2 separate regions of the Homo sapiens genome follow, and region 2 is linked to region 1. Evidence: chromatin contacts called from ENCODE Hi-C data. All regions are on one chromosome and are shown on one strand. Each heading gives the region's core, a stretch centred on a gene start or an enhancer-like site at or near the end of the contact. The rest is flanking DNA. Distances are from core to core; before and after follow the strand shown.

Region 1 (5,274 bases), core at 881-3,380:
TATATATTCAGTGTTAAGTGCTTAGTGTTGTTTATAATTTAAACATAACTTTTATAAAACTCTATTTTGAAAAGCGATGACTAACTATGGATATACATAAAAAGGATGTTAGCAGAAATGAAAAGTTCCGTTTAAGTCCTTCTTAAGGCTTGTCTCATTTAGACAAACAAAAGTTACATTGTTTGCCTGCTCACTGATGACTGGTACCATTTTTACTTCCCCCATTTGCTAAATACTCAAAATTTATTTGAGCTTTTTTTTTTATTAAATGCAGCGAAACAATTTAGTGCATCAAAAACTACATATTGTGGTATGAGTAAATGTTGTTTCACAGCTTATTTTAGCATTCTAGAAAGGTTGGCATGGAAACCTTGAGAAGGCATTTTAGATGCTCAGTGATGCATAAAGGCATTCATTTTGAAAGTCCTGTTTATCTTATTTATCCCAATTTAGAATCAATTTTAATAGTTATTTGTATCTAATTTTAGAAATATGATTTTTTTCAACAGGCAGAAGTAGTTTCTTTAGTCTTTTTCTTTTTTTTCTTTTTTTTATTTTTAACACACATAATCCAGAGTCAGGGAGAGTTTTCAACAATTAAGCAATATAATTCACTGGATAGAGATATACATTGGAATCATTTAGATTTGGTTTCAAATGCTGGCTGTTAGCTTTATGATAATTGCTATGTTAGTAGCCTCGAAACATGAGATTAAACATTAAGATAATAGCAATAAAAGGAAATAAATAAGGTAATACATGCAATACACTATACAATATAATATGTTACCAGGTAATATATGTAACACACTTGCATAAAGTATACATTCATCAACTTTCATTATTATATGTGTAAAATAATAGAGCTGGAAAAAGAAAAATTCAATAAATTACTTTGACTCAGGAACCTTTTCATCATTCATCCTCTTTTCAGTCTTTCTGTCTTGCCTGAACACTGGGAAATGTTGGTTCAATTGAATCACAAGACATTCACTAATTTATTTATGAATAAGCTTCTATGGATTACAAAGGGTGTGAAAAAAGTTAATATCAATTTTTTTTTCAATTCATTACCTGTTGTGTTTGTTATTTGGTTGTTGGTGGATCTCTCTTACCCCATGATAATTAGGGACCATCAGTGTCCCTTGGGATCCAGAGACCTGGTTTCAATTTTTGTCTCGTCTGCTAAGCAGCTGTGTTACCTTGAATAAGGAAATTCAAATCTTGAGACCTGGGTTTTCTTGTATATAAATTAAATGGAGATGAGCCGTATTATTTTTAATATACGTTCTAGCTTTTATCCATATTTTTCCAGTAGGATATTAGAAATTAAATAAAGACTATTCTGTATCTACCATCTCTGTAGACATGCTCAGAGGTTGTCAAACATTTTGGAAATGACTTTTGTTAAGTGAATTAGCTACTAATTTTTTTAAAACTTAGAGTCACAAAACAACTAGCAAATAAATGACAATTATTTCTAAATTTGTTTTTAATATAGAGATTAATTTTTCATATCTATATTTAGAAATGACGTCTTCTAATTTTATCTAGGCATAAAACAGCTAAAAAACTTGATATAGTCTATACCAAAATAACCCAATAATAAAAGTAAGTTGTAATGGGAGAATAACCCAAAGGAGCAATTTTCATGTGAAAAATTTTCCAGTGTATGAAGAATTGTTATTCACGGAAGGCTAATCTGTTGGCAATGTCTGTTGCTGAGCTGAAGAGGGTTCTGACAAAGCAAGCCCATTCCTGCATGGACTAAGCCTTCGAGTGGCCTTGAATTAGAAAGGAAGATAATTCTGCCTCTGGAAAAAGATATCATAGTGTAGTTATATAGAAATTACTCCTCAAAAGTTCCAACCCTTCTAACTAAAGCTTTACCAAAAGAATCCCAAAGAAGATAAACTTTCAAAATTCCGCTAAATAAAAACTCCATTGTCCTTTCAAAAAACATATACATTCTCAGGGAATTTTGTATAGTTCAAGATTATATAAATAACTTTGTCCAAACTCTTAGTTTCTACATTTCTTTAGAATTTCTCTTTTTCTCCTAAGAAAGTCTGGGGAAAAAACTCTTCACTATAGTAACTGATTAGTTCCATTTCCTGTCATATTTCTTTTCTTGTGGTTGCTGGTTTCTAGCCAATTCTATTTTTGCATTTATTTTCCCCCATTACATTCTGTTTCTTTTTTTTCTGGGTAGAAGAATTTTTGTGTTTTTCATTTTGTCAAAATGGAATTCTTCTCATGTTATGTCATGATTTTGATATTTTCAAGCTTAAAAAGCAACACAGAGGAGGTTTGTTTACATAATGAAGCATATCATGGGCTTTTTACAGAAGGTCTGATAATTCAGAAAGTATTTTCAACTAGCAGTGGATTAGCAATGCCTACTTTTTTCATAAGTCCTATTCTTTTGAGCATAGTCAGCTTGAGGCAGCTGTGGTTTAAAAGAGGAAACTAGGAGTCTAGGAAGTGACCTCATGAAAATGCAGAAAATTAAGAGTTTAAATAGTAATAATATACAAAAGCAAATAGCATATTTCACTAAATGTCTGAGTGCCTGAGAATTCTGGAAGTGGAGGGAAATCCAATTTAAAGAATATAAAATTAATATCCACATGTGAGTACATAGAGAGAAATACAGAAGGGGGAGGCTGAGAGACCTTTCTCAGGCTTTCGTTTTTTGGTTTGTTTCTTTATTTTTTTCTTTCTTTTTTTTTTAAAGAGCACTCTAGATTTATTTGGGTAAAATACGTGAGTATTTGCTTAGGATATATGCATTTATAAATTTAAAAGAGCAAGGATTCTCCCTGGGGCAAATCTTTCCTTGGATCATTGAAAACTAACCAAACAGTGTCTTCTAACTAGATTATCTTCATACTAGATCCTTGCAGAAGTATTAGCTGACCTAAGTCCTATTTTTTGCCACCCTGAAAGTGAAAGAAGGAAGTGCTGCTATAATAAGAACTGTAACTAAATCTAACGGCATCCCTGTTTTCTGATGATGGTCATGTGTTAGAAAAGTTTCATTTCATACCTGAGATATAAGATGTACAAATGTCTTTCCTAAGCTTGATCATCCATGGCAGATCTATGATGGAATATAGTGGGGAATCTGTAAAGCTGACTGACTACAAAACCAACAAATACTTTTTCTTCTCTCCCAGATTTACTTAATTAAACCAGGAGACTTGTGAATATATGAATAGGACAGAGCTCCAGGCAGATGGACTTTTATGAATTCTGCACCCTCACTATCTGGAGCTCTTTATACTAATCCTGGCATCTGGGAGAAAAGTGATTGCAAAGTTACACATTAGAATTGTCTCATTTTCTTGTGGCAGTTCTTAGTGTGATATCTGGTGGACATCGTTCCTGTATCACCCTGTGTAGAAATAAAAAAGAACACTTAATCCTCACTTACTCTACCCTGTATTTTTCTCCATAGCATTTCTATATTACTGATATATCTGATATATTTTTTTGTACAATTAATTATTGTTTCACCTAACTAGAATGTTCATAGAGCAGGAACATTTTCTGTTTTGATCACTGATGAGTCCCTAACATCTAGCCAAGTTTTTGGCACATCATAGTTGCTCAATAATATCTGTTCAATGAATATGAATTTAGTCACTATTTTCACGCATACACCGATGCCTACTGTTGTCTGGTCTTCCCCTCGCAGCCGTGTACTCCGCCTCTCTTCTTTCTCACCACATCCCACAATTCCCATCCCACTAGCAGCTTTCTTCACAACAATGAGGTTACATACTTGATTAAGGAACCATCTCTTATGGATCTTTCTCAGGTGCTTAGTGTGACACCATGTGTGGCTGTGCCCTCTTAGAGGTGAGAGCTGAGCTCCTGATTTGGCTTCTTTATGCCCTTCCTTCATGAAGGACAGTGGTTCTCAGAGTGTCCCCTGAACCAGCACCATCAGCATCACATGGGTACTTGTTAGAAATGTAAATCTTTGGGCTCCACCCCAGACCTAGTGAATCAGAAATGTGTGGCTGCAGCTCGGTAACCTGCGTTTTGTCAAGTCTTCCAAGTAATTCTGATGCTGAAGTTTGAGAACCAGTGAGAAGACATAGATTGCCTCCTGGCTTTGTTTTTAACTTTTCAAAATCCCTGTAATTTCTCTGGGCATATTTCTTCAGGAGATCCAAAAAGATTCATATTATACGAAGTTCTCTCTCTAAATTAATGCAGGGGCTTAACATTTATTTATTAAATTATGGGCATGGTAGGCATAGATTATATGTCCCTGTAGAATCTTGCAAGGTAGAAGCCATCTTCCCCCCCTGCCCACCCCAGAAAATATGCAAATTCAAGTTTCTAGAAGACTGGGCTGTAATTCCCATTTATTTTTAAGTGTATACCTACCTCCTTCATCCCCCCAAACTTCCCACATGGTATATGTATAAATTCAACCCTAGAACCTGTTGTAGGTGAGCCACAGCTCTTCAGGACAAATACTCAAAATCAGTAATTGTATGTAAAGCTAAAAATTAAACTTCTTTAGAATGGGAAATATTACGTAGATATTATATAGTCTTCTTTCTTGGAAATTCTATGTAATTCTGTTTTAGAGAAAGATAGGAATGGTTCCTCACTTTAAAATTTTTATGTACTAAATCTGCTTTAATTTATAAAATAGCAATATAATGTTATATTTGCTTTTTTATTAAAACCACTTCTGTCATTTATGGGAAAATATTTCAGTTGCCACATTTCATTCTTAACTTGATTATAATTTGGTTAACATATTGACAGTTCAGCCTTTTGAATGCTTGACTTCTAGTCCCCAGACCTTTCACTGTAGCTGAAAGAGCATCAGAACTTGGGTTCTTTCTCAAAAGAGGACCTGGAAGAATAGCTGAGCCCATGTCATCTTAGGACTATATATATATACATGTATATGTACATAAATATACATGTATATATGTACATATGTATGTATATATGTATATGTACATATGTATGTATATATGTACATGTACATATGTATGTATATATGTATATGTACATATGTATGTATATATATGTGTGTGTGTATATGTGTGTGTATATGTATATATGTGTGTATATACATATATATACACACATATATACACACATACATATATATACATACATATGTACATATACATATATCCTCAATCATTTTTTCACATTTTAAAAAGCCTAATCACATATCTAGCCTTTTTCTCTGGGGAAGACCAATTCATTATAGTTCCTTAAGAACTTTGAGTCTGA
Region 2 (5,274 bases), core at 1,886-4,385, 950 kb after region 1:
AGCAAGAAGGCAGTATCAGAATTAACAACAACAACAATAGTTTAAGGATACGTTAAGATTCACTTCGGAGGAGCATCCTTGATAAGGCAAATCAGACTTTCAACCACATCTGGATTATTTAATCTAAAGCACCACTATGATCCCTTATTTCACTCTTTAGAAGAAACGACGTTGTTTGACAGACACACTCCCATTATTTAACAATTTCTGCAAAGAGGTTAAGATTTCAACTAGACTTGAAAATACATTTAGTAGGATAAAATATACTTCAATGTTAATACAAAAGGCCTATAAATCTCAGCTAGATAGAAGAGTGCATCTATATTGAGAACACGTCATCTACTGTATATAGATCATATATAATTTATCATCTTGCCTGGCCTTCAAGAGATCAAGAATAATGAGAATCTCTCAGCCTTATGAAGGGAAGTTACTTTCTGTTTGGCACATTCTGCATTTAATAAAGGTGACCTCTGTGAGAATATTGATTGCTTGTGGTACACCACCAAATCATTCAAACTCTAGCTATAATCTGAAGTCTCTAAAAGTCCTTTTTTCTTTTCTATTTTTTTCTGACAGATGCCAGAAAACAGACCAGTTCCTTACTGAAATCTTGTGTTAAGAAATTAAGGAGGACAGATCTCCAGGGTTTGATCCTCCGTGTTCAACATTACACAATTTTAGAACTGGTATGCTACTTCCTTTCTAGGACCTGTCCAAAAACTACGTTAGGCAATAAACTACATTATTACTCTTGGGTCAGGGTTTAAATTTGTGAATTTTTCCCCTTAGAAACAAAGGGTTAAATTTGGCCCGACATGGTGGCTCACACCTGTAATCCCGGCACTTTGGGAGGCTGAGATGGGTGGATCACTTGAGGTCAGGAGTTCGACACCAGCCTGGCCAACATGGTGAAACCCTGCCTCTACTAAAAATACAAAAAAAAAAAAAAATTAGCCAGGTGCGGTGGTGTGCACCTGTAATCCCAGCTACTCAGGAGGCTGGGGCATGAGAGTCACTTGGGCCTGGGAGGCAGAAGTTGCAGTGAGCCAAGACTGTGCCTCTGCACTCCAGCCTGGGCTCAGGGTGAGACTCCGTCTAAAAAAATAAAAATAAAAATAAATAAATAAATAAATAAAGGGTTAAATTCATAAAAAGCATTTACTTTATAGGCAGTCTAAATAGGTACATTTTATTGAAGGTTTCTGTCACTAGGACAATCCTCAACTGTTCTCTTTGCCAAGTCAGTATGAAGCAGCAAGTCCTCCTCCCGCAAGACAAGACACATACTTCAGCTTGAGAATCTGCACAGCTAAGCAGAATGCAGGCCCAAATGGCCAAAGGGAATCCATCTGACCTGAAGATAATTATAAAAAGCTTTGTTTGGGCAGCTTAATACTAGTCTTAAAATAATCAGATTGACTCAAACTCCATATACATTTTGGTAGCCTTCTACCCTACACCTCTTCTTCATCTCTTTGATTCCTCCTACCTGCATTACTGACCCAAGTTAATCTATAATGTGACAAGTGTTTTAAGGAAAAAAACAACCATCAGACCCACAGATTAATTTGACAGGGATGAAATCTGTAAGGCCTTTATATCACATAAAATGTCTTTTGTATGGCTGACAAGTTTCAAAGAAATAAACTGGTAAAATTTTTAAAGCGTGTGCCTTGTTTCCAACTTAACTCATTTTCAAAACTAAATTTTATTTTTTTATTTTTTAGAGACAGGGTCTCTGTCACCCAGGCTAGAGTGCAGTGGTGCAATCATAGCTCACTACAGCCTCGAATCTCCTAGGCTCCAGCAATTCTCCCGCCTCAGCCTCCCAAGTAGCTGGGACTACAAGCTTTCCACCACACCTGGCTAATTTTTAAAAAAATTTTAGTAGAGATAAGGTCCTGCTGTGTTGCACAGGCTGGTCTCAAACTCGTGGCCTTAAGCAATCCTCCTGCCTTGATTTCCCAAAGTGTCGGGATTAATGGTGTGAGCCACTGCACCCAGCCAAAAGTAGGTATTCTTAAAAATATCTGTATTCCCTCTTAACAATTATGTTCACCCAATGAGGCATGAGAAAACACAGGCCCCTAGTATTTTACATCCAGGTTCTCTTTTGCACAGTGATTTGTGACATGCTAACCAGTTTAATTTACAAGTTTCTTTTTTTTTGTTTTCCAGCTGTGGATATGCCCTGTGGAGTGACACCGGTACAAAGAACTTCAGGTTTCCTAGGTCCCCAAATTCTCTAAGCACTAACAGTTTAAAGACGTCCTTACCATACACCACCGTTTGCTCTCATCATTACCCTGAACGCACTTGTGTATAATCACAAAGGAGTAACACGGCACATGTGAATACCGTTAGGATTCTTCACCTCTTTTTAAGAAGCAAACCAAAATACATTAAAAAATGCCAATTACATAGTAAACTACATATTTGCCAATTTTTAAAATTTATACTATCAATAATTGAGTTTATTTCAATTAATAATGTTAACAATGACACATTTAACATTATGTTAGAGCTCAATTTGTATATATTAACATGTATTTTTAAATAATTTACGTATTTATCGTCGAATCATGTATTTTTTTAAAGGGGGATGCTCAACTCTCTCAGGCAAAAATGAGCACCTTTCCGAACACCGTGGGGAGAGGCAGGGATGCAGGCAGACATATCCTAAACTCACCCTCCCGGCAGCATCAAAGTAGCCTTCGGCCAGGGATTTGTTATAATCAGCATAAGGATTCGGGAAGGCCCTTTGAGCCATGACGCCGGAAGCAAGCCTGCAGAACAGGGGAAAAACAGAAACTAGGTTGAGATAGGGGCCTCGGCCGAGTTGCGAGGGCGGCGGCGGCGCCCAGGTATCCCCCTTCCTCCAGCTCCAGGGCCATCGAGCCGTCTCGGCGGTCCGAGTGGACCTCGGGCCCACTGCGGCCCAACTGCTAGGACATGGCGCCTTCGCGAAAAAGCTGCCAGGGCCCTTAACCCACCCGGACAAAGAGGCCCCGTTTTGCAACCCCGTTCCCACGCCCGCGACTTGAAGCAAGTGCGCCTCCCGCGTCCTGAAGCCCTTCTCGGCCCTGGCCTCTCACCCCGCAGCCCCGGACAGTAACAGAAGGGCTATTTTACCGCCCAGTTCCTGCCAGGAGGGCCAATCAGAGCCTTCGCCGTTCCCGAGACCCGCCCCCTTCTCTCTTACAGTTTGTTAAAGACACAGGCGTGTAATTTCTAAAGGATAACGCAGGGTATTTTAATTACTGGGTAGCAGAAGTGAGGACCTAGAATCACGCGGAGATGTGACCAATATTTCCTACCCTTCTTTAATTTTTCTTATTTTTAAAAAGTCAAATTTAAGTCCAGAGTCATAAGAAGTATATATTTTTTTAACCTGGAGAAGAAACAGACTGCTTTTAGATCTGAACATGCTGGTATTTCTGCTGTTCGCAATAGATAAAATTTGGCGGGGGGTGGGGGGATAATGTCTCTCCAGGGACTTGCCAATCTTTTCTTTTCATTTCTTAAAACAAACAAACAAAAAAGCACCACCATCATTAACAACAACAACAACAAAAATATGCCCAAAGGACAGGATATCAAATAGCAGTTGATAATACTTTGGGGAAAGCACATGAAAACACAAATTACAGCTCTTAGGAAATTTATTCTGTTCCTTAGCCTAAATTGGACTATAATACTGGATAACAAAGCTCTAAAAAATACTGAAAACCAACACAGCAGGAGATCCACAACATTCAATTTCAATGTTTTAACAGTCCCTGCTATCTGAAACATTTTTCTTTCATTTAAAATTAAATCCCACCTGGTACATATTAGGCCCATTCTATTGCTCAGAGAATTTTGGAGTTCAGTTAAAAAGTCAGCCTCACTCTCTCCTTTTCCTTCTCTCCGGTTTCAATGAAGAGTCCTAGCTCCAGACCTCCAACTGGAGAAGCTCAGTCTCCACCCCAACTCCCTCCCTCCTTGGCCTAAGTTTGTCCTTCTGAGGCTGCCATCCCAAACTCTACTCCTAATCCCTCCCCACACCCAGGTTTGCTCTTTTAAAATAGTTGCTTTCTTAGGAAATGTAGTTGCTTTCTTAACCTCATCAAATTCATGAAGATTTAGCCGAGGCCCATGGTGAGTCTTAAGCTGGATATCTCTCATGTTTTAAAAGATGGGTGTTTGAAGGAGCAACTCACAAGAGAGAAAAGGAAAACGAGAGACATTTTATCAATTATTTTTTCTTTAATGATTAAAGGCTATCCATTTATCCCACTCACAGTCTTTAAGCAATTAAATATTACTGTTGTTAAGCAAGGCAGGATGGTAATTGTATATTTTCATAGTATGCCTCTATCTTATTTTACTAATCCTTTCCCCTAATGATGGACATTGTTTCTAACTTCCATACTACAAATAATATTCTTGGAACATGTGCTTTTATGAATCTGTGTGAGTATCCCTGAGACATACACCCAGCAGTCAATTGCTGGATCATATGAGATTCTGTACTTAATTTCCCCAATGTTGTTAGATTGCTTTCCAAAACTGCTGGACTAGTTTATATTCCCTCTAACAGTATCTATTGTTCACTCCAAGAGTATTCACTCCAACATATCAATTGTTTCTGTCATTTCCATCTCCTCTCCAACACTTGGTATTATCTAGTGTTCTAATGTTTGCCATTCTAATGAATAATGTAGAATCTCACTGATGTTTAATCTTTTAGTTTTTCTGTGGCTAATGGTGTTGAACTTTCCTTCATATACCTGTTAGACAATTGGGCTTTACCTGTTCCTTTATTTATTTTTCTATTAGTGATTGCATTGTTTTCCTGTTGATTTGAAAGAGTTTTGTTTCTTTTTTTCCCGTGTTTGTGGGGTATATTCTGTATATTAATCTCCTTTCACTTTAGTTATTGTAGATACTTTCTTTAGTTTGTTCACATTTTCTAGGATATCCTTTATTGAATCACAATCTTTCATTTCGATGAAGTTAAACCCATCTAATTGTGACACTGTGATTTGAGGATTTAGCTTCATATTCAAAATGTCTTTGTCTACTCATAGACTGCAATGACTTCCCACATTTTATTTTATTAGCTTTTTACCTCTTATATTTAAGTCTTTATCTGGAGTTTACTTCTGAAGATGATGTGAAGCATGCGTCTAAACGGAAGGGAAGTAGAATTATTTAGAATTTAAATATAATCAAAGCATGTGACTTGTAAACACCCAAAGATTTTAATTGCTGGAAATAATATTTCCC

What was found. Hi-C counts contacts between places; a loop is a spot of excess contacts on that map. Pooled maps may share reads with other maps.
Region 2: a loop to region 1 is called in a map with no recorded cell type, with 7 times the contacts of the local background. The contact joins the promoter of LANCL1 here to the enhancer-like site in region 1. A Hi-C loop is called at or near these places in 2 of 37 single-sample maps with no recorded cell type and 4 of 50 pooled maps.

What each region holds. Positions count from the first base shown.
Region 1 is chr2:209,523,786-209,529,059 of GRCh38, forward strand. The region is part of intron 2 of MAP2 (microtubule associated protein 2); the gene reads left to right. Among named protein-coding and RNA genes, the nearest start is that of MAP2, 100 kb to the left of the region's middle. Within about 2 kb of position 2,131, at least 5 of the 41 ENCODE cell types and tissues checked have a DNase peak (open chromatin) inside an H3K27ac peak, as active enhancers do.
Region 2 is chr2:210,473,624-210,478,897 of GRCh38, forward strand. It overlaps LANCL1 (LanC like glutathione S-transferase 1), which reads right to left and starts at 3,136. Exons shown (of 10, transcript NM_006055.3): 1 at 2,997-3,136; 2 at 2,693-2,789. The coding sequence starts at 2,773. It also overlaps a transcript of CPS1 not described here.